Regions from separate parts of the Homo sapiens genome. Here region 1 is linked to region 2. The links are chromatin contacts, found by Hi-C or POLR2A ChIA-PET in ENCODE. All regions are on one chromosome and are shown on one strand. Each heading gives the region's core, a stretch centred on a gene start or an enhancer-like site at or near the end of the contact. The rest is flanking DNA. Distances are from core to core; before and after follow the strand shown. Region 1 holds the start of TPD52L1 (TPD52 like 1). Region 2 has its middle 53 kb from the start of TPD52L1.

Region 1 (5,325 bases), core at 803-3,302, 54 kb after region 2:
TCTCTCACCTTAAATCGAAAGCTAGACATGATTAAATTTAGTGAGGAAGGCATGTTGAAAGCTGAGATAGGCCAAAAGCTAGGTCTCTTGTACGAGTTATTCAAGCTGTGAATGCAAAAGAAAACTTCTTGAAGGAGAGTAGAAGTGCTACTCCAGTGAATACACAAACGATAAGGAAGTGAAACAGTTTTCTTGCTGATATGGGGAAAGTTTGAGTGGTCTGGATCAAACCCGATCAAAGCAGTCACAACATTCTCTTAACCACAGCCTAATCCAGGGCAAAGCCCTCACTCTCTTCAATTCTATAAAGCCTGAGAGAGGTGAGGAATCTGTAGAAGAAAAGTTGGAAGCTAGCAGAGACTGGCTCATGAGGCTTAAGGAAAGAAGTCATCTCCATAACATGAATGTAAGGTGAAGCAGCAAGGGCTGATGTCAAAGCTGCAGCAAGTTCTCCAGAAGATCTGGCTAAGATCATTGATGAAGGTAGCTACACGAAACAACACATTTTCAATACGGATGAAACAGCCTTATATTGGAAGAAGATGCTACCAAGGACTTTTACAGCTACAAAGAAGTCAATACCTGGTTTCAAAGCTTCAAAGGACAAACTGACTCTCTTGTTAGGGGCAAAAGTAGCTGGTGACTTTACATTGAAGCCAAAGCTCATTTACCATTCTGAAAATTTTAAAGCCCTTAAGAATTATGCTAAATATATTCCACCTGTGCTCTATAAATGGAACAACAAAACTTGAATGACAGTACATCTGTTTACAGCATGGTTTATTGAATATTTTTAAGCCCACTATTAAGACTTACTGCTCAAAAAATGTTTCTTTCTAAATATTATTGCTTAATATTGGTTAATAATATACTTTGTCACTCAACAGTTGATGGAGATGTACGAAGAGATTAATGTTGTTTTCATGCCTGGCAAAACAACATTCATCTTGTAGCCCATGGATAAAGGAGTAATTTTGACTTTCAAGCCTTATTATTTAAGAAATAAATAGATAGCTGCCATTAATAGTGATTCTTCTGTTGGATGTGGGCAAAGTAAATTGAAAACCTTCTGGAAAAGATTCACCATTCTAGATGCCATTAAGAACATTTATAATTCGTGGGAGGAAGTCAAAACGTCAACATTAACAGGAGTTTGGAAAAAGTTGATTCCAACCCTCCTGAATGACTTTGGGAGTTCAGGACTTCAAAGCAGGAAGTAACTGCAGATATGGTAGAAATAGCAAGAGAACTAGAATTAGAAGTGGAGCCTGAATATGTGAGTAAATTGCTCAATCTCATAAGACTTGAATGGTTGAGGAGTTGCTTCTTATGGACAAGCAAAGAAAATGGTTACTTGAAATGGAATCTACTCCTGGTGAAGTTGTTCACAGCATTGTTGAAATGACAGCAAAAGATTTATAATTATATAAACTTAGTTGATAAAGCAATGGCAGGGTTTGAGATGATTGACTCCAATTTTGAAAAAAGTTATAATGTAGATAAAATGCTATCAACCAGCATTGCATGCTACAGAAAAATCTTTCATAAAAGGAAGAGTCAATTGATGCAGCAAACTTCATTGTTGTCCCATTTTAAGAAATTGACACAGCTATTGCAGCCTTCAGCAATCACTACCAGGATCAATCAGCAGCCATCAACATCCAAGCAATGCCTTCCACCACCAAAAAGATTCCCATTAGGTGAAGATGATCTTTAGCATTTTTTAGAAATAAAATATCTTTTTAAGTTAAGGTAGGTACATTGCTCTTTCTAGACATCGTGCTATTGCATACTTAACAGACTACAGCATAGTGCAAACGTAACTTTTATATGCATTAGGAAACTGAAAAATTCGTGTGACTCGTTTTGTTGCAATACTCGCTTTATTGCGGGGGTCTGGAACCTAACCTGCAATATCTCTGCGTTATGCCCTTATAGCGCCGGGAGTGGGTGCCTTCCGCCGGCTGTACAGAGCGCCGGCAGGTGGCGCCCAGCGGCGAGCTTGTTCCAGCTTGGTTTGGGCCAGGTGGACTGGAAGGGGCGGAGGTAACCAGAAGCGGCTAGTGGCGGCTGCCTGCGTCCCCAACCCCCTCCGCGCAGCGCTCGCGACACGCGTGCCAGGAGTGGGAGCGAGCGGCGGGGCCAGCTGCGTTCTGAGCCTGGGCGCAGCTGCCATCTGCTCTGGGAAGCACCAGGGTGTCCCCGCCGCCCTCAGCTCGAAGTCAGCCACCATGGAGGCGCAGGCACAAGGTGAGTGGTCGCCGATCGCCCCGAGAGTCAGGTCCTGGGGCGCGCATAAAGGCTCTTTTCCTGCACCACCTAACTTCGCTCTCGGACAGAACAGATTGGTGCCGTGTTGCACATCCAGAACTCCACTCCCACCCGCGCCTTTGGTATAATGCCTGCTGCCCAAACTCAGGATTTGCTGTGGGTCTGGGGATCAATAAAGTGACAGGGGATCCGTAAGTGGAGAGGCCCCTCCTCAGGAAATGCGCCCGTGGAATGCTCTACCCTCTTCCGCAGCCAGTCGCCCCTGGCCTTCCCAACCTCGCGGCTGCCCGAAGGACCTGTTGTGCCGGGTCCGGAAAGCGTGTTTCGCTCCCTTTCCCTTGAGGGAGTGGGGAGGGAATGTGACTCTTTTCGCCCAGCGCCGTGGACTCGCGGCTTGTGGCTCCCAAGTTAGGGAGTGAGAGGATCGCCCGCCGAGGGGGTGGCTCCGCAGCCCGGCTGCGCGAGACGCTTCCCGCTCGGGGACCCGCCTTCCGAGGCCAGGTGAACGTTACCGGCCCCCTGACCTCCAGCAGATCCACACGTGAGTCCCGGTTTCCGCGATCGGGGAGCGACCTCTGCCTCCCGTGGCGCGCGGGGCCCCCGGCCGCCCAGCTCCCTGCTCCCGGGGCTGCCTGCTGGAGGAGCCTGCGGTGGCTTCAGGAAGGGCGGCCTCATATCTTGGGGTCACACTTGGAACAGGGTTGGGGAATTCCGATGGAATCGTTCAAGAATGGGGGTAAACGGACCGTGGAAAGGGGCAGAGGTGGGCGGATGTGGAGCGAGAGACAAGTGGGAAGGAAACGGACTCAGTGATCTACCTTGGGGAGCAACGCCCAGAAGGGATGGCTTGCGGAGTTCAGCCTTTAAGGCAATCAAAGCCACCATTCTTTTACACAGTAGGAAACTCTGTGTTGGCTCTTAGTATAGATAAAATCTCATTAAAAAGAAAAAAAAAAAGGTTCATGACCTGATGCGCTCGCCCTCTAGGGGCAGAACGCCCTGAATGAGAGTGGGTTGGCGATTGCGTGGGCCTGGAGTCGCCCAACAGGTTTGCTGCCAGGATTACAATTGTCTGAACAGCACGAACCTTACTCGTTTGTTCCATCCTCCTAAGTCCTGCCCGTAAAGCTGCCGCTTCCCATATTTTTTCCTCTATTATGTAGATAGGAAATGATAATTCAACCAAGGGTGAGGGCAGTTGGTCAAATTCAAAAGCAGAGGTCAGGTTGGAGGCCTTCACGCCAGAACTGAAGCTGGTGGGAGCAGCACCGGAGCTTTCCAACCTGACTTGCATATTAGAATTATTTAGAGAGTCTTCATTACTGGCCTTGGCCAACCCCATCCCAGTCAAACTGGAATCTTTGGAACCTGAACATGGGTATATTTGAAAGCTTATATTAGTGAGGATGGAGAAGAACTATAGCAGATAGGAAACATTCATACAACTTCTGAAGACATCCGAAACTACAGACTGGTAACCACTGGTGTCACTGGTTTGCTTTATTGCTTTGCTTTACTTCCAAGATTTACTTAACAAATATTTCAGTGCTTTCCTTTGCCAAGCACTGTGCTAAGAAGAGCAAAGACAGACTTGGTATCTGCTTCATAAAATTTACAGTAGAGGAAGAGACAAATATTAATTTGATAGCTATTTGAAAAATAACATGTAAAATCACTGCCATGCTGATGCTAAGAAAGGGCCTCATAGTGCAGCGAGAGCCTGAAAAACTATAACCCTAGTATGCAATAATCAGAAGAGCAGATTGTTTATTGTGTCCCTGTCTCTGTTCTTCGTGCTTTGCATGTATTGATGGACTCATTTCCTGTGCGCAGCAGTCCCATGAGGTAGTTCATATTCTCATTCCCATTCTACAGAGAGGAAACAAGCATGGAAGGTATTAGGTTGGTGCAAAAGTAATTGCAATTTTTGCCATGACTTTTTAATAAGTTCCTTGTTTACAGCCAGATAGGTAAAAAGTAGCAAAGTGGATGCTGTGAGGGACCCATTCTCACTCAAAGCCTATGACTTTTGGAGGAAAGGTAAAACTTCAGTCCCCACCTGAATCTCCAGCTGTCCTGTGGTGCTCTTCCTTTCCCCTCATGACTGGATGGAAACTTTAGGTGTAAAGAGGACTAGTAAAAAGGCAAATGGATATGAGAAAAGTGAACAGATTTAATAAATACTTAAGAGGCCAGGTGCAGTGGCTTACACTTGTAATCCCAGCACTTCGGGAGGCCAAGGTAGGAGGATCACTTAGAGCCCAGGAGTTCGAGACCAGCCTGGACAACATAGAGAGACCTCATCTCTACAAAAAATAAACAGAATTAGCTGAGTGTGGTGGCATGTGCCTGTAGGCCTAGCTACTTGGAAGGCTGGAGTGGGAGGATTGCTTGAGGTCAGAAGTTTGTGGCTACAGTGAGCCAAAATCCCAGCATTGCACTCTAGTCTGGACAAGAGTGAGACCTTGTCTCAAAAAAAAAAAAAAAAAGAGAGAGATACAAAAAAGGCCAGCCACACCTGTAATTCCAGCACTTTGGGAGGCTGGAGGAGACAGATTTTTTGAGCCCAGGAGTTTGAGATCAGCCTGGGCAACATGGTGAAACGCTGTCTCCACAAAAAATACAAAAATTAGCTGGGTGTGGTGGTGCGTGCCTGTATCCCAGCTATTTGGGAGGTTGAGGTGGGAGGATCACCTGAGCCCAGCAGGTGGAGGCAGCCGTGAGCTGTGATTACATCACTGCACCCCAGCTTGGGCGAGAGGGCAAGACTCTGTCTCAAAAACAGATAAACAAAAAGAGAATAACAACAAAAAAACTTAAGAAAAGTCAAAATTGGATTGAATGTGAAGGAGGGCAGTGTCAAGGATGACCAGCTTCCTACTTGTACAATCAAATGGAGGATAATTACCTCTTAAATCTTTATTTGCCTAGCATTTTAAGATTTTCATTTTCAGACTTTTTGTTATTTATAAAGCAGAGATATTGAGTTATTTAAGAAAAAACTTCTCACAAACTGTTTATAGCATATATTAAAGGGAAATCTTTTTTCCACTT
Region 2 (5,203 bases), core at 460-2,959:
CTCAGGATGGGGTTTTCTGAGAAGCAGATTCCTAGATGGAAATTTGCATGCAGGAGGCTTATTGCTAAGGTTTACTGCACATCTATGAAGGAGTGAAATAAACAGGATTGGGCAGGGAGAGAAACTAGACTGCAATGAAGTCCCCACACAGGCCTGAGCTCATCAGCCATAACCTATCAGCCTGAAGCTGGGAAGGCTCTGCAGAGAGTTGTCCCAAATTGAAATGAGAGTAAGCCTTAACACTCTGCATAGATCAGTCATTGAATGGGAGCTGCCCTTGGAAGCATGACTTTGGGAGGAGGTGACCCTTTCAGCTGAGAACACTCCAGAGTGGGTTCAGCTTAGAACTGTCAGTCATCAACACTCTCAGGCTGGGCAGTGAACGAATCAGCCCCCGGAGTGGGTGGGTGGGATGAGACAGAGTAGCTTGGGGCAGGAGGAGAGGTGTGGGGAAAGGTGAGAGGTGGAGGTGAAACCTGGATAGCACGTTCCAAGTTAACCTCTCCAGTCCTTGCTCACTGTTGAGACATTGGGATCCCCCCCAACCCCCGACATTAAACAGAACTCTTCCTTCCACCATGCTCTATTAATATAATCACCAACAGATTGGTTATTTATTTTTGCTTATATTATGCATGAGGCCCTCTAGCAAGAACGTGAATTCCATGAGGTCACGGATCATGTTCTATTCATTTTTGGGTCCCCTCCACCGTCTATGGTAACTGGCAGGTACATCATAGGCATTGAAACGTTTGAGGAACAAATTACAAAACTATAAAACAAAAAAGTTTTATAAGAGACGTGCCCAAGACGCCTCAACTTCAGAATGGTGAAGCCAGGGATTCCAACTGGGTCTCCCTTCTCCAGAGTTGTAAGTGCACTAGGTTAGAATCAGCGGAAGAGTGGGAAATGGGAAGAACACGAAGCTGGAAATGGGAAACCTTAGTTCCAGCCTTGGTTTTCATCCTCCAACTGGCATGCTAACTTGCCCTCTCTGGGCTTCCTAGGTCTCTTATTCCTTATATTGGAGGTGTTGTTATGGATAATTTCAAAACAAATCTTTATCTAGCGCCTACTATGCGTTCACATAGTCTGTTCACGTGTATGTAATCCTTACAACCCCTCTGTGGTGTTATTAGTATCCTCGTTTTATAAACAATGTGGGAAAGAAAACAACAAAGCTAAGCCCAGCTAAACTAAAAAATAAAAAATAAAAAATACAGTTCAATGGTTTGTTTGAGGTCACATAGCAAAGGCTCAACTCAAACTCAGGTCTCCTGCTTGCCAGTCTGCGGTTCCTGCCATGGGGAAATTCTGTTATCTTTGAAGAAAATAATAAGTAAGGGAAGAGAGAGATGCCCTTTCACAACTGCAAAATTCTCTCCTCCCCAGTTTCCAGCTCCCATCATCAACAAAGAAAACCACGAAAACAAAAACAAATCCGGATTGCCTTTGTCCACAGTATAGAGGGCGGGGGCGGGGGCGGGGGCGAGGGCGAAGGCGAGGGCGTCGGCGGGGCTGCAGCCTCCACGCAGAGACCACTGATGGCTCCGCGCCGCTCAGTTGATCCCTTCCCACTGCACGGAGCGGGAGACTAAAGGCCCACTGCCCATGGCTGCGAAAACCTTCCTTCGGGAACGCGGAGCTAGTGCACGGGGGCATGTTCTTCCCCCGCAGCCCTGGCAAGCAGAGGCCGGCGGCCTGTGGCGCGGGGCAGTTGTGCTGGCTGCCGGGCGGGGCTGCTCTGGGTCTGGGTGCACGGAGAGGAGCGCGGAGTGAAGCGCACGGTGCACACTGCGGGGCGCTGCTTGTCACCTCCCTGCCCCTCCCTCTGCCCTCCCCCGCTGTCCGGAGCACAGTCCCGGGAGGGCGGATGTCCCCTGGGAAGATGCGCGAGGAGAGCGACTGGGAGGCAGCTAGCAGCACCTGCGTGTGGGCAACACGACCCGAGGCTGTCTCCATTGCCTGCGTGCTGAAAGCATAAAAGCTTTTTTTTTTCTTTTTTTGAGGAAGTAAATGTGTAAATTAAATTACTTTGGTGGGGGTTAGAAAACAGTTTTCCTCAGTGTCATGGTGACATCTTCCATCTGCCAGTTCACTTTTCATAAACCTGCTGATACATTTTCTACATCTCATTAAAAAGGTAACCCAAAAGAAAAGTAACGGGGGGAGAAGGAGATGAAAGGGAGAGAGAAAGGAAAGACAAAACGAAGAGAAAGTTAAAAAAAATAGACTAGGAAAGAGGGCCCACCAGGAACCAGGAGGAGCCCTGGGGATGGGGTCGGGACGAAAGCTGGCAAGAATTTCGGCTGAGTTCCTTTAACAAGTAGAAACGTGCGGGGTTGTGTGCGATTTTCCTGGAAAATCCTCACAACCCTATGAGATAAACATTATTCCCATTTCAGAGATGAGGAAAGTGAAGTCAGGACAGAGTTGCATCATCAATCTGATTTGAATACCAAGGGCAAGTTTTTTCCCACTACATCAGGGTATCCTGATCCGTTTTAAACTATTAGAATCACCGTTGTTGCATTATTTATTAGCCTTGACAGAGACTGAATAACCTCCCCCATCACAGAGTCTGCAAGGACAGAGGTGTGATCTAAACCTGGGCCTGGGAGCCCTGAGCTATCAAGCTAGACTGCTTCTCAGAGCCCTTCTCTTGTTAACCAGGGACTCTGAGGCAGGGTACCCAAACTGTCCTTTGACATCTGCAACTCTAAAAGAGTAATTGGAAATTGGGGAATAATAACACAACAGATAGAAGTTTTTGTTCCCATCAAATGAGACAGTGTATATGAAAGTACATAGCATAATACCAGTTATTTTCTTTCTGACATTCAATTCATTGAAAGTTTATTCAACATTACTTATTCAGTTTATTAGTAGTAGTAGTAGTAGTAAGCATGTTTAGGGCCCCTCCTGTGTTATTAGACATACCCTGTATGTGGATCTTGGTGAAGGCTGGGCTCCAATCCTGGTCTTGTGGAGAGTACTAGGCAAAGATTTAGGACAAATGGATTCCTATCTTGAATTCTTACATTAATTTGCTCTGTGATATTGGCATAGCCACATACCTTCCCAGACTTTGGTCTAAAATCAAGGAGTGCAAGGGTAGTCTCTAAGATCTCTTTCAGCAATGAAATGTGGGTCCATGTAACCTATATTTAAAGTTAGTTCCAACTGTTCAGTTCTATTATTTCTGTAATCCAGACAGGCCCTGTCAAGCAGCTGTGCATCTGCATACTCCCATAGGCTGGGTCTCTACCTCCTCCTCCTCCTCCTCCTCCTCCTCCTCCTCCTCCTCCTAACTCCTACTTCTCCATCGTCCTCAGCCCCAGCATTTTCTCCTGCTAGATGCCATCCTGCCTGTACCATCCAGGGTGCATCACCATGGCCCCCTCTGTTAAGGACTCTTTGTAAATCACCACTGAGCAAGGCACTTGTATTAGTTTTCTAGGGTAGAAGTAGCAAAATACCACAAACTGGGTGGGTTACAACAACAAACTTAATTCTCTCATAGAGAGGCCTGAAGTCTGAAATCAAAGTGTCAGCAGCACTGTTTCCTTCTGGAGGCTCTGAAGGAGAATCTGTTTTTTGTCTCTCTCCTCGCTTCTGGTGGTTGCCAGCAATCCTTGGCATTCTTTGACTTGCTGTATCTTCACTTCACTTCAGTCATTGGATATAGGACCCAACCTTATCCAGTGTCATCTTTGGGGCAGAAATGTGTTCTCTCTAAATTCATATGTTGAAGTCCTAATCCCCACAGCCTCAGGCTGTGACTGTATTTGGAGATAGAATCTTGACACAGGGAACTAAGTAAGGTAGAATGAGGTCATACGGGTGGGCCCTAACCCAATATGACTGGCATCCTCATAAGAGGAGATTGGGACACAGGCATACACAGAGGAAAGTTCATGCTGAAGACATAAAGAAAAGATGGCCAACTGCAAGCCAAGGAGAGAGGCCTCAGAGGAAATCAACCCTGTTTACACCTTGATCTTAGACTTCTAGCCTCCAGAACTGTGAGAAAATAACTTTCTATTGTTTAAGTCCCTCCCACTCCAGGTCTGTGGTACCTTGTTATGACAGCCCTAACAAAGGAATACAGACCTTCACTTAAATACTACAATTACATCCACAAACACCCTATTTCAAATAAAGTCACATTCTGAGGTTCCAAGAGGACATTAACTTTTGGGAAGACACCATTCAACCTATTACAGCACTTTTCACAGTTTCCTTCAGGTCTTTGTGTTCCTTCAAGGCAGGGACAATTATCCCCAACAGGGCACAAGTCCTGGCCCTTAATATGTGCTCTACAAAGGGAGAAGGAAGAAAGGAAGTAAAAAGTAAAAGAAAAGAAAGAGAGTAATAACAGAAAAGAGAGAGGAAGGAAAAGGGAAAAAAAAGGAAGGAAAGCTGCATGCTTTCCTAGTTTCCTCGTTTCAATTACATCCTTCAAAACAAAATACTGTTCTTCTTGAGCAAAAGATTTCTTAAAGCGTCTTTGAATTTCTGTGTGTATGCAATTTACTTTGAAACATGCAAAGGAAAGAAATAAGGGAAACGTGATAATATCCTGTTGCCTCATTGCTGGCCCTGAAAAACACTTCCAAGGGGTTGCCCAATTAAATATAATACACTCAGTTAAATTTTAATTTCAGATAGACAAGCAGTAATTTTTAGTATAAGTATGTCCTAAATGTGATATATATAAGTGTGTGTGTACATATATGTGTGTGTGTATGTGTGTGTATATATATATACACACATATATATATATACACATGTACACTAGACATGATAGAAAGAACATAGACATTGGGCCCATACAAATTTAGGCTCCAGTTTTTACTACCTTTTAGCTCAGGGACCTGGGGCAAGTTACTTAATCTCTTTGTATGTCAGATTCTTCATCTATAAAATTATAATAGACCTATGGGAAAGGGTTGTTGGGACTTTAAAATGTCTGGTATGTGCTGCTTCCGTAACTAGAACAGTGTCTAACACATAGTAATCAATGACTCAACAAATATTTTTGAAGGAATGAAAGAACACATTCCCTTCTTCCCTATATGGACTTCCCTGGAGGATTGGGACAGCCAACCCAACAATAGCAGGGGCCCTAGGACAGGCCACAGCACAGTCCAGGGAGCACCCCAGCCTTCCATGGTAGAAAACCCACTCCACATCCACTGTT

Evidence for each region. A loop is a pair of places that touch in the nucleus more often than their neighbours do. ChIA-PET counts read pairs that join two places held with the same protein, here RNA polymerase II (POLR2A). Pooled maps may share reads with other maps.
Region 1: a loop to region 2 is called in a map of HCT116, with 5 times the contacts of the local background. The contact joins the promoter of TPD52L1 here to the enhancer-like site in region 2. A Hi-C loop is called at or near these places in 2 of 168 maps with a recorded cell type or tissue (HCT116 and PC-9) and 2 of 50 pooled maps. POLR2A ChIA-PET finds 5 or more read pairs at or near these places in 3 of 52 experiments (CD4-positive, alpha-beta T cell, HEK293T and WTC11).

What each region holds. Positions count from the first base shown.
Region 1 is chr6:125,151,721-125,157,045 of GRCh38, forward strand. It overlaps TPD52L1 (TPD52 like 1), which reads left to right and starts at 2,053. Exons shown (of 7, transcript NM_003287.4): 1 at 2,053-2,250. The coding sequence starts at 2,232. RefSeq lists an enhancer at 2,849-3,436.
Region 2 is chr6:125,098,047-125,103,249 of GRCh38, forward strand. No RefSeq gene overlaps it. Among named protein-coding and RNA genes, the nearest start is that of TPD52L1, 53 kb to the right of the region's middle. Within about 2 kb of position 1,710, at least 5 of the 41 ENCODE cell types and tissues checked have a DNase peak (open chromatin) inside an H3K27ac peak, as active enhancers do.